Linked DNA regions of Homo sapiens: region 1 is linked to region 2. A link is an interaction called in ENCODE POLR2A ChIA-PET data of the cell type or tissue named here. Cell type or tissue: A673. All regions are shown on one strand. Links, peaks and the distances in the headings refer to the core of each region. The heading gives the core; the rest is flanking DNA. Region 1 has its middle 300 kb from the start of LINC01014. Region 2 overlaps TBL1XR1 (TBL1X/Y related 1).

The links. Peaks named below come from ENCODE experiments on the same cell type or tissue, not always from the same donor. Only the 100,000 strongest peaks of a DNase experiment are listed, where the experiment ranks them.
Region 1: POLR2A ChIA-PET joins it to region 2 with 5 read pairs; 2 of 35 experiments call an interaction of 5 or more read pairs at or near these places.

Annotation. Positions count from the first base shown.
Region 1 is chr3:178,116,331-178,121,719 of GRCh38, forward strand. No RefSeq gene overlaps it. Among named protein-coding and RNA genes, the nearest start is that of LINC01014, 300 kb to the right of the region's middle. In A673, for the core only: no CTCF peak of the experiment used is centred there; no DNase peak of the experiment used is centred there.
Region 2 is chr3:177,068,068-177,073,456 of GRCh38, forward strand. All of the region lies in intron 2 of TBL1XR1 (TBL1X/Y related 1), which reads right to left. Among named protein-coding and RNA genes, the nearest start is that of TBL1XR1-AS1, 33 kb to the left of the region's middle. In A673, for the core only: no CTCF peak of the experiment used is centred there; DNase peaks (open chromatin) are centred at 1,754, 1,854, 2,124, 2,824 and 2 weaker places; H3K27ac peaks cover 5,000 bases.

The DNA.
Region 1 (5,389 bases), core at 169-5,168, 1.0 Mb after region 2:
AATGAAGTCATTGAACTGCATGACCTCTGAGACCCTTCCTGCCTCTAACTTTTTACAATCTATGATCCATGCCTTGAACTATGACTGCAGGTGTCCTCTCTTTTGACATTTCAATATGCCGAGGCACTTACACTTATTTTCATTCATTCTATTACTATGCAAAGATCCAATTCAGGAAGCTATTTTAAAAATATGGGAAAATTTAATTAATTTTAGTTGATATTTATGATTCTGTTAGCACATTATTTGTTATTAAGGTCACATAAAGAACTAATCATTTCTACTCTTATTCCAGAGGCATAGTGTGTATTACAATAACATAAATCATATTAATGTGAATGTGAGATTAATTTCAAAAAGAGACAAATTACATGCTTTGCTTAGTATTTACATATTGGATGTTATGAATTTATTCTTATTCATGGTAATAACATTAATTACAATAAATTTGTTTTATATTCATGTAAATGTCACACACTTCTGGAATTTGGCATCTATAATACATGAATAAATGGCCACTAGCTTTTTACTCTCGTATTTCAGATGTAGTTACTCAAATGAATAGTCACAAAATTAACAAGCTATGAAACCAGAAAAAAAAAACCTGATAGTTGAATTTTATTGATTTTTGTCACAATATCAAAATATATAATTTCTTACCTCTGGCACTTATTTAGTAATTTTATGTAATGAATTATTTATTAACAGCCAGTGGCCTAACTGGGAATTACTTTGATCTAGGTTGAGCACTTGAGGAAGCTGGTTTATGAAGGCTGTGTACTCAGTGAAACCAACATTGCTACTGAAACATAGTCTGGCTCTGTGTTTATTTCCCTTCACCTCTACTAATCTTGATGAGAGATAATGTGATACAATACAAAGAATTAAAATCGAAGAGTCAAGACACCAGAAAACCTGGGTTCAGATTTCAGTTGTACCACTTAAAATAGGCGTATCTTAAGCAAGTTTCTCAGCTTATGTAGATCTGTAAAACAGAGAAACTATTTAAATGTAATTCAATTTATAAATATACCTGGAACCCTCTAGGCAATTAATATTAATTGGATATGGATTTGCATCCTATGCCTTCCGTCTAACTCCTACTTTCCTTTTCTTAATCCTTTTAATTCACAATTGCTTTGTTAGATAAAAATCTCTTTCTCTGTTGTGTCCCTCCATGTTCTCATTAATTTCCTATCCAGACCGGCCATCTACATTTTTACTCTGTCAGCTAGGCTCCCAGCTCCTTAACAGTGGGGTCCAGTGACTCCCGCCACTCAGAGCAAACCAACCTATTTTTTCAGCCTCTTCCTGAAGCACTTTAGCTGCCTCACTTTGATGGAAACCTTGCTCTTCCTTAATCACACTGAAATCCTCAAAAACCTGCTGAAGAAAATTCTTTCTTCTCCAACCCTTATTACCACTTAATGAACCCCAGAACCAGCTTTCTCACTGGTGTCCTCTGTTCTCCCACAGCCCATCATTTGTACTACCACTTGGTCCAGCCTCCTGAGTCACTGCTGATATCATTTCCTGGTTTAAAAATCCTTGTTGGCTGGGCACGGTGGCTCATGCCTATAATCCCAGCACTTTGGGAGGCTGAGGTGGGTGGATCACCAGAGGTCAGGAGTTTGACCAACCTGGCCAACATGGTGAAACCCCATCTGTACTAAAAATGCAAAAATTAGCCGGGCATGGTGGCAGGCGCCTGTAGTCCCAGCTACTCAGGACGTTGAGGCAGGAGAATCACTTGAACCTGGGAGGCAGAGGTTGCAGTGAGCTGAGATCACACCACTGCACTCCAGCCTGGGCAACACAGAGCAAGACTCTGTCTCAAAAAAAAGAAAAAAAAAATTCTTATTGACTATTTGGGGCCAAAGATTTGTTATGACAAAGTCTAAGCTTACTTCATGGGCTTTAAAGACCTCTGTTAATCTGGCCCAAATCTATCTTTCTAATCTTAATCACTACATCTGTCTGCAAACCTTTTATTTTAGTGAAACTGAACTGTTGCTTATACATCTCTCTCTGTTCTTCCTAGACATGTTCACATTCTGTCTACTGAGAATGATTTTCATCCTAATCCCACATGTCCAAATAATACCCATTTGCCACATACAAACTCAAGTTCCACTTCTTTCTAAAGTTGTATTGGGTCATTGCGGGAAATCATCTATTTCCATAGTGTGTGGGCTCTGTGCCTCTTGTGGCCATCACACCTTTCTACCATGCATGCTACCAACTTACATACATGTCTTTTTCTCCTCATGTACTCTTTGCAGGACCCATATGTAATTCATCTGCAAATTTCTAAAAGAAAAGCACAATGGTTTGTAGAAAACAAGTTCTTCAATATGTGAGTGAAATGAAGTAGTTTTGTATTATTTAAACAAAACTTTATTTCCATGAATCTTGCTGGAAGAGTATTTGCTGCAGAAAATAGAAATTTATTATTTCTAAAAAAGAACCCTAGTAGAACAAAATTTAGGTGAAAAAAGATTATTTTATTATAAAGAGGTTGTGGTGAGCCGAGATCACACCACTGCACTCCAGCCTGGCGACAGAACGAGACTCCATTTCAAAAAAAAAAAATCTAGTTTTATACAGCTGCTATATTTATTATAAAGGTATAAGGACATCTCAAGAATGTAAGGTCTGGGAATTAGCAGGGTTTCACGGATGGAGTGTAATCAAAGGCTGGTACACTATGGGAAGACTGGGACATCATGTCTCTCCATCCCTCATTTGTGATTATTTCTGAGTGTCTGATGTTGTTTGATCTTTCTCTCTCTCTCCCTGTCTCTGAAAACTAAATTTTTCGCTTTTCAACCCATATTACAGATCTTGATTGCAACAACTTTTGAATTTTCACTTTTTCTATTAAAGAATATCTAGACTGCAACTCAAATCTCTAAGTTACTATTCCACATTCTCAAACAAGGACCCTAATGTACCTGGCAGGAATCAACTGCCCATCTTTCAGCTTGCCACCCTTGAATAGAGAGCAAAATTATACTATCAGACATTTTTGGATACACTAGTGTTTCTTCAAAATGGACATGACTATGGTATGCACCAAGGCTTCCTGTTGCACGCAGGGATGTCTATAATCACTGGCATCCTTTGGTAACAGTAGCTTCTCCAAAAAAGTGTGTGAGTGGCACAGGCTACCCAGTAGGTGCCCTTGCCAGTGGTTTGACTTCTGAAGTAATCTTCAGATTATAAAAAATTATTCTCTAGTTTTAGGCCGGGCACAGTGGCTCACACCTGTAATCCCAGCACTTTGCGAGGTCAAGGCAGGTGGATCATGAGGTCAAAAGATCAAGACCATCCTGGCCAACATGGTGAAACTCCGTCTCTACTAAAAAATACACAAATTAGCTGGGTTTGGTGGCGTGTGCCTTTAGTCCCAGCTACTCAAGAGGCTGAGGCAGGAGAATTGCTTGAACCCTGGAGGCAGAGGTTGCGGTGAGCCGAGATTGCACCACTGCATTCCAGCCTGGTGACAGAGCGAGACACCATCTCAAAAAAAAAAAAAAAAAAAAAAGAAAGTAGTTTTGTACAGCTGCTAGTTCTTCAAAAATATTTTAAGTACTGTGTATTTGCATTTTGTTCCAAATAGGATTCAAGTCAGAGTTATAGTTTTTGATGAAAATTTATGAAATCATTTTGACTCCTTGAGGCTATTTATCTTTGAGATCAGCAAAAGAACACTTTTGAAACTGAACCAGTTTATGAAATAGTTCTTCATCTTAAGATGAAGGTAGAGTCATCCAGTAAGTGTAAAGACACATTTTTCTTCCACAGGCTAGAGAGCAACTGATTCAACACAGCATTTCATGAGTGTGAAAAGAAAGATGAATCATCCTACTTTAAATGCAACTTTTGGCCATTACATCTCAGTTGGTTTGACAACAAGCTTAGAAATCATTTTTTTTTCCCCTAAATCTGTTGGATTCCCTTCTTTGACCAGAAGACAATCAAGTGAGGTGATCAAAGGGGTCATGTGTCAGAGGAAGGGGCAGCTTCTTCCTACATAAGGTAGAAGTATGAGGGAAGAGACTGATAGCACACCCAGGAAGTTCTTTTCCGGAACTGAATGAAATCAAAGGAAGGAAAGCAAGACTCAACTGGTATTAGGTAAAGGACTAGAACCTAGACAGGATCCAGCATTGACAGCTGAGTGGACTGGGAGGGAAGGGGAGTGATATGTTTCTATCTGTGTCCCTACCCAAATCTCATGTTCAATTGTAATCCCCAGTGTTGGAGGTGTGGCCTGGTGGGAGGTGACTGAATCATGAGGGTGGTTTCTCATGGTTTAATACCCTCCCCGCCTTGGTGCTGTCATCATGATAGTGAGTTTTTGTGAGATCTGTTTATATAAAAGTGTATAGCACCTCTCCCCTCTCTATATTGCTCCTGCTCCAACCATGTGAACTGTCTGCTTTCACTTTGCCTTCCACCATGATTGTAAGTTTCCTGAGGCTTCCCCAGAAGCAAAGCAGATGCCAGCATCATGCTTCCTGTATAGCCTGTGGAACCGTGAGCCAATTAAACTTCTTTTCTTTATAAATTACCCAGTCTCAGGTATTTCTCTGTAGCAATTCAAGAACTGCCTAACACAGGGCGTTAGGTAAGAAGGAGACTAGAGGATGAGAGGCAGCGTAACAGATAAGTGGGTGGTTGTCTGTAGACAAACCAAGATTGCTTATATTGTTTATTTACTCAGCTAGAACAGTCTTGCTTTGGTTAGTCAGCATATTTTTTAAAAGGTCTGGAACAGTATTGTGTTAGTCAGAGTTCTCTAAAGGTACAGAATAGGAAAGATGAATATACAAAGGGCAGTTTATTAAGGAGTATTGACTCACATGATCACAAAGTGAAGTCCCACACTAGGCCATCTGCAAGCTGAGGAGCAAGGAAGCCAGTCGGAGTCCCAAAACCTCAAAAGTACGGAAGCCAACAGTGCAGCCTTCAGTATTTGGACCCGAGAGCCTGTGGCAAATCACTGGTGTAAGTCCAAGAGTCCGAAAGCTGAAGAACTTGGAGTCTGATGTTCGAGGGCAGGAAGCACCCAGTATGGAAAGAAAGATGAAGCCAAAAGACTCAGGGAGTCTGCTCATTCCACGTTCTCTGCCTGCTTTATCCTAGCCATGCTTGCAGCTGATTAGATGGTGCCCACCCAGATTGAGGGTGGGTCTGCCTCTCCCAGTCCACTGACTCAGATGTTAATCTTTTTAGGCAACACCCTCACAAACCCACCCAGGAACAATACTTTGCATCCTTCAATCCAATCAAGTCGACACTCAATATTAACCATCACAAGTATATACAAAAGCTTACCTTCACATGGGTCTTCTGACATTGTTTGCTAGTGTTTGAGAGGTGG
Region 2 (5,389 bases), core at 100-5,099:
TCAGGCCTGATGAAGAGTATATCATGCATAAATGAAGTCCTGCCCTCAAAGAGCTTATGGCTTATTAAATAAACAGGATATTCAAAATAGACACTTCCTAAATTCACAAAGGATTTATTTGTATATTCTACCTGATCATATTTACTCATTCTTAAATATTAACTGAGATCCTCCCAAAAATTAGATCTTTGTAACTTTCCTCCTCTCAGAAATCACTTGTATACTCATAAAAGCTTTTATTTAAAATTCCAATCACTTATAGGCAATCAACTACTTAATTCAAACCATAGCTATATTAATGTAGCCAAAAGCAAATCCAAAATTAGTCTTAATATTTAGCCAATTGGTGGCTATATTCAAAAGTTCGCTTAATATTGTAAATGTTCACCATGAAATATCATTTTACTGCATAACTTTGTAGCCAATAATTCAGCAAATATTACAAAAACACAGGACTAGTGAGGCAATCCAGCTACGACTATTCAGTGAGCTGAATATGTACAGCATTTTCAGCATCACAAAACTCAGTTCAGCATATACTCGCTGGACAACTACTGCTCCAAATATTTAATCCTCTCCTAGTTCTCCTACACATCAAAGTACTACTTTAAATGTCACCCTCAATCAAGACAGACAGCATATTCTTTTCTGATTCCATTCTTGAAGCCAGGGCCCAACTGTGATCCTCGATTACATAATTTTAAATCTAGATGACTGAAAAAAACAGTGAAAGAGTTATGGACACAAAGAAAGAAATAAGATTATCTTCTTAAATCTCCTAGCTATAGCACATTTTTAAGAGATCTGGACACTCTTTGCATGATCTAAAGTCAAATGTGTAATCGAAATTACTTTATCTTACAAACATAACTTAGTCCAAAACTAAAGTATAATTATAACTTAGATGTGACGAACTTAAATTACTTTTCCTTCTCTCTTTCATTGGAATCCAGAGCTCGGATGTAAATTAAAAATAACATCTTGGATGGCCTATATGATTTTAGACAAGTGATGCAAATTTTCTGGGTCTCTGTGTCATCTATAAAATGAGAAAATGGAATCAGACAGTCTCCTCTACTTCTAAACTTCAAAGACGTGAGTCAGTATATGTCACAGAGTTGTATATAGGAACCTTGCAAGCTACCTGAGAGTATGAGGTCATAAAGCAATTTTTAAGAAAGCATTTTTATAGGCCTAAAAAATGTATTAGAAGACCAAAATCAGGGTCAGATCTCAGACAGACATCTCCAGGAATCAGGAAAAGGGAAAACAATAAGCTCATCTCATTAAGAAATATTTCAGTACCTACTGCACATGATGTTTATTAAGACTTATCAACCTTTATAAACACCAACATATAAAGACATAAAAAAAACAGTACACCAGCTGGGCATGGTGGCTTACACTTATAATCCCAGCACTTTGGGAGGCCAAGGCAGGCAGATCACCTGAGGTCAGGAGTTTGACACCAGCCTGATCAACATGGTGAAACCCCATCTCTACAAAAAAAAATACAAAAAAATTACCCAGGCATGGTGGCGCAGGCCTGTAATCTCAGCTACTCGGGAGGCTGAAGAATGAGAATTGCTTGAACCCGGGAGGTGGAGGTTACAGTGAGCCGAGATCGCACCACTGCAGTCCAGCCTGGGCAACAGAGGAAAACTCTGACGAAAGAAAAGAAAGAAAGGAAAGGAAAGAAAGGAAGGAAAGGAAGGAAAAGGAAGGAAAGGAAGGAAGGAAGGAAGGAAGGAAGGAAGGAAGGAAGGAAGGAAGGAAGGAAGGAAGGAAAAACAACACACCAAATCAATTATTCATTAGTTAACTGAGACTTCTAGTATCAAACTGGTTTCAACTGTGATCTAAGCCAGGGATCTGCAAACTACAGCCTGTATGTCAAATTCAACCTGTCACCTATATTTGTATAGCCCACAGGTAAGAATGGTTTTCACAAAATGCTTTTTTAAAAAACAGAATATTTGTTGTTTATTTGATGATAGGGAACACTGACTCATAATCTCAATTAAGCAATTTTTTAAAAGTCTCAGCAAAGCTCTTGAGGCTTGAAAGCAGTAAACTAGCATCCATTATATGATGAGTCACTTTGATTTAAGTCCAAGAGTCATTAGCTACAAATTTATTTCTTTTTATACCCAAAAGACCTCTGATGAGCTGCCTCATTGCCCACAGACATTGACTTCAACTTCCTAAATGTATAAAAGTGATTATTTACACAGATTATAACTAAGATCCTTCTAAAACATAAAAATACATATCCTAGGAAATAATAAATATGTATGGAATAACTGAATAAATTACAGTCAAGGTATATCAACAGGGGAACAAAGAAGGACAAGAAATGAAAATGCTAAGAGATAAGAAGATAGGTCATACTTCTGGTACATATTTTCAATAACTAAGCAGTAATCAGTCACAGAACTTAAGGTAAAGCAATGTCAGTCTGGCAAAGAATTAGAAAGTCAGACACGAAAAATAAAAATTGGCCAGGTGCGGTGGCTCACATCTGTAATCCTAGCACTTTGGGGGGCCGAGGCGGGTGGATCACCTGAGGTCAGGAGTTCAGGGCCAGCCTGGCCAACGTGGCGAAACCCCATCTCTACTAAAATACAAAAATTAGCCAGCATGAGGCAGGTGCCTGTAATCCCAGTTACTCAGGACGCTGAGATGGGAGAATCGCTTGAACCCAGGAGACGGTAGCTGCAGTGAGCTGAGATTGCACCACTGCACTCCAGCCTGGGCAGCTAAGCAAGACTCCGTCTCAAAAAAAAAATAAATAAATAAATAAAAATAAACTAAAATCAAGATCTGTCAAAATCTGTCTGACTAGCATAAAATACTGAGTGTGTCTGAATAGGAATCTGTATTACAATAGAAAGCTAATGAGACTTTATCAACTAAAACTAACTACTTATTCTAGCTTTGGAACAGACATGTTCTGAGAATCTGTTTTTTTTTTTTTTTTTGAGACAGAGTTTTGCTCTGTTGCCCAGGCTAGAGTGTGGTGGTGCGATCTCGGCTCACTGCAAGCTCCGCCTCCCAGGTTCACGCCATTCTACTGCCTTAGCCTCCCGAGCAGCTGGGACTATAGGCACCCGCCACCGTGCCCGGCTAATTTTTTGTATTTTCAGTAGAGACGGGGTTTCATCTAAGAATCTCAAAGAGTGGAACACATGCTAAAGCTTTACAAGGACAGTTAATCACCTGAATAGATAGGAACTCTGCTTAAAACTCAAATATTATAGGAAGAACAAAGAGAAAAGGAGGCCAGGGTAATAAATACTACCCACAGTAATGTTTATGAAACACTGTATTAGAAGAAGATGTGGTTATTCCTTGGTTCCTCATGAGGGAAAAAAATCCTACGTAACTCAGACTAGTAAGTAAATCAAAACTTGTGTCCATGGATTGGTTATACTCAGTCAATTCTCTGGAAGGGCTAGAGTAAAAATGTCCAAAAGATTGTTCAGGAAGCAGAAATATGTGATTGATAACAGCCCAAGTATCAAAGTATAGTTTTAAAAAAAAACTGTGAAGAGATCAACATCCATCCCCCACAGGGCAATAAATGCTCGCTCAAATCGAGTGAAGACGATGCAAACTAAATTTAGTACTCAGCTAATAGATTGACACATACAGATGTGCACTCACACACAACCCAGCTACTAGTAAACCCAGAAGAAAAAGGGAAAAGTATATGGAGTAAAGATAACTGACATAAATTGGAGAAGGCTTCCAACTTTTATTGAAAACTAGGAGAAATCCACCATGAAAGTCTCATAGGTCAATTTCACAGGATGAGAGAAAACAGTTGGCAGTACTGTCATATAAAATGTACTATTTAAAAAACAGGCAAACAAAAAAGCCCCCAGGGCACATGGGCTGGGGAGAAGAGAAGTACATCACTCCATAACCACACTGAGGCCCTACCGTGTACATTCCTTATATGTGCCCTACCCAGTCAAGTTACAGATTCTAACTGCAAAGTTAACTCTTAATATTTCTTAATAGAATAGTACCTTCTTAGAAGATTCTTTCTTAAAAGACACACAGCAATGTACTTCACTGTTAAGGCTGTTCAAGGTGTTCAAAACTTAAAATCAGATACGGTATTCTATTATACTAATGACAAAATGTGATCAACTTTTTATTTAGCATAGTAATTGGGATCCGTAGACCCCTGGAGTTCCCAAGACTTTTTAAGGGAACTGTGAGGTCAAAATTACTTTTATGGTATTACTAAGATATTACTTGCATTTTTCACTCCATTGGCATTTGCACCAATGTTACAAAGCGATAGTGGGTAAAACTGCTCACACCTTAGTATTACGAATCAAGACCTGATGGTATTACTAGTAGTCATTGTATTTTTTCACCACTATGCACTCAAAAAAAAAAAAAAAATTCCCTGAAGAATATCCTTGAATGAAACAGAAAAGGTGATATTATGAAAATCTTAAATGTTCAAATACACATCTTTTTAATATGCTGTGTGTGTAACAAAGTGCTAAGTAACAGAGTTACTTCCGTTGCATACTAAAATGATGGTTGTCTCAAAAAACAGGACTGCAATGGTTTGAATTGCAAGTTACACTAGCCACTTTTTTCATGGAACAGCGTTTATACTTCAAAGAAGAAATGACAATATAGTTATTCAGACTGGGGATTTGGCAGACATTTTCCTGCAAATGAATGAAATGGCCAGGCGCAGTGGCTCACGCCTGTAATCCCAACACTTTGAGAAGCCGAGGCGGGTGGATCACTTGAGGTCAGGAGTTCGAGACCAGCCTGGCCAACATGGCGAAACCCTGTCTCTATTAAAAATACAAAAATTAGCCAGGTGTGGTGGCATGCACCTGTAATCTCAGCTACTTGGGGGGTTGGGGCAGGAGAATCGCTTGAACCCAGGAGGTGGAGGTTGCAGTGAGCCAAGACAGGACCACTGCACTCCAACCTGGGTGACAAAGAGAGAGTTTGATTTCAAAAAAAGAAAAAAAATACATTAGTAAGTAATACAAAATTTCCATTTTAATATCTGATACATTTAATATTGATAACTATAACCCACATAAACAAAAGCTCTTTGAGATCATCAATAAATTAAGATTGTAACAAGATCCTAAGACCAAAATGTTTGAGACCTATTGAGTCCCTCATGGCAATATTGGTGACAAATATTTTTGTCAAAGAGTTTCTCTGGAAAAACTGGAAAACAGGCTCCTTAGCCCACAGTACTGGTCATATTTTAACACAACCTAAATCTTTAGTTTGGTTTCTGTTGTGTTCATGTTGGAATACATATTGATAAGTTTATACTTAATAAACAAAAAAGGTACTTAAAAGCCATAAATATCAGAGTATCAAAGCTCTAGTT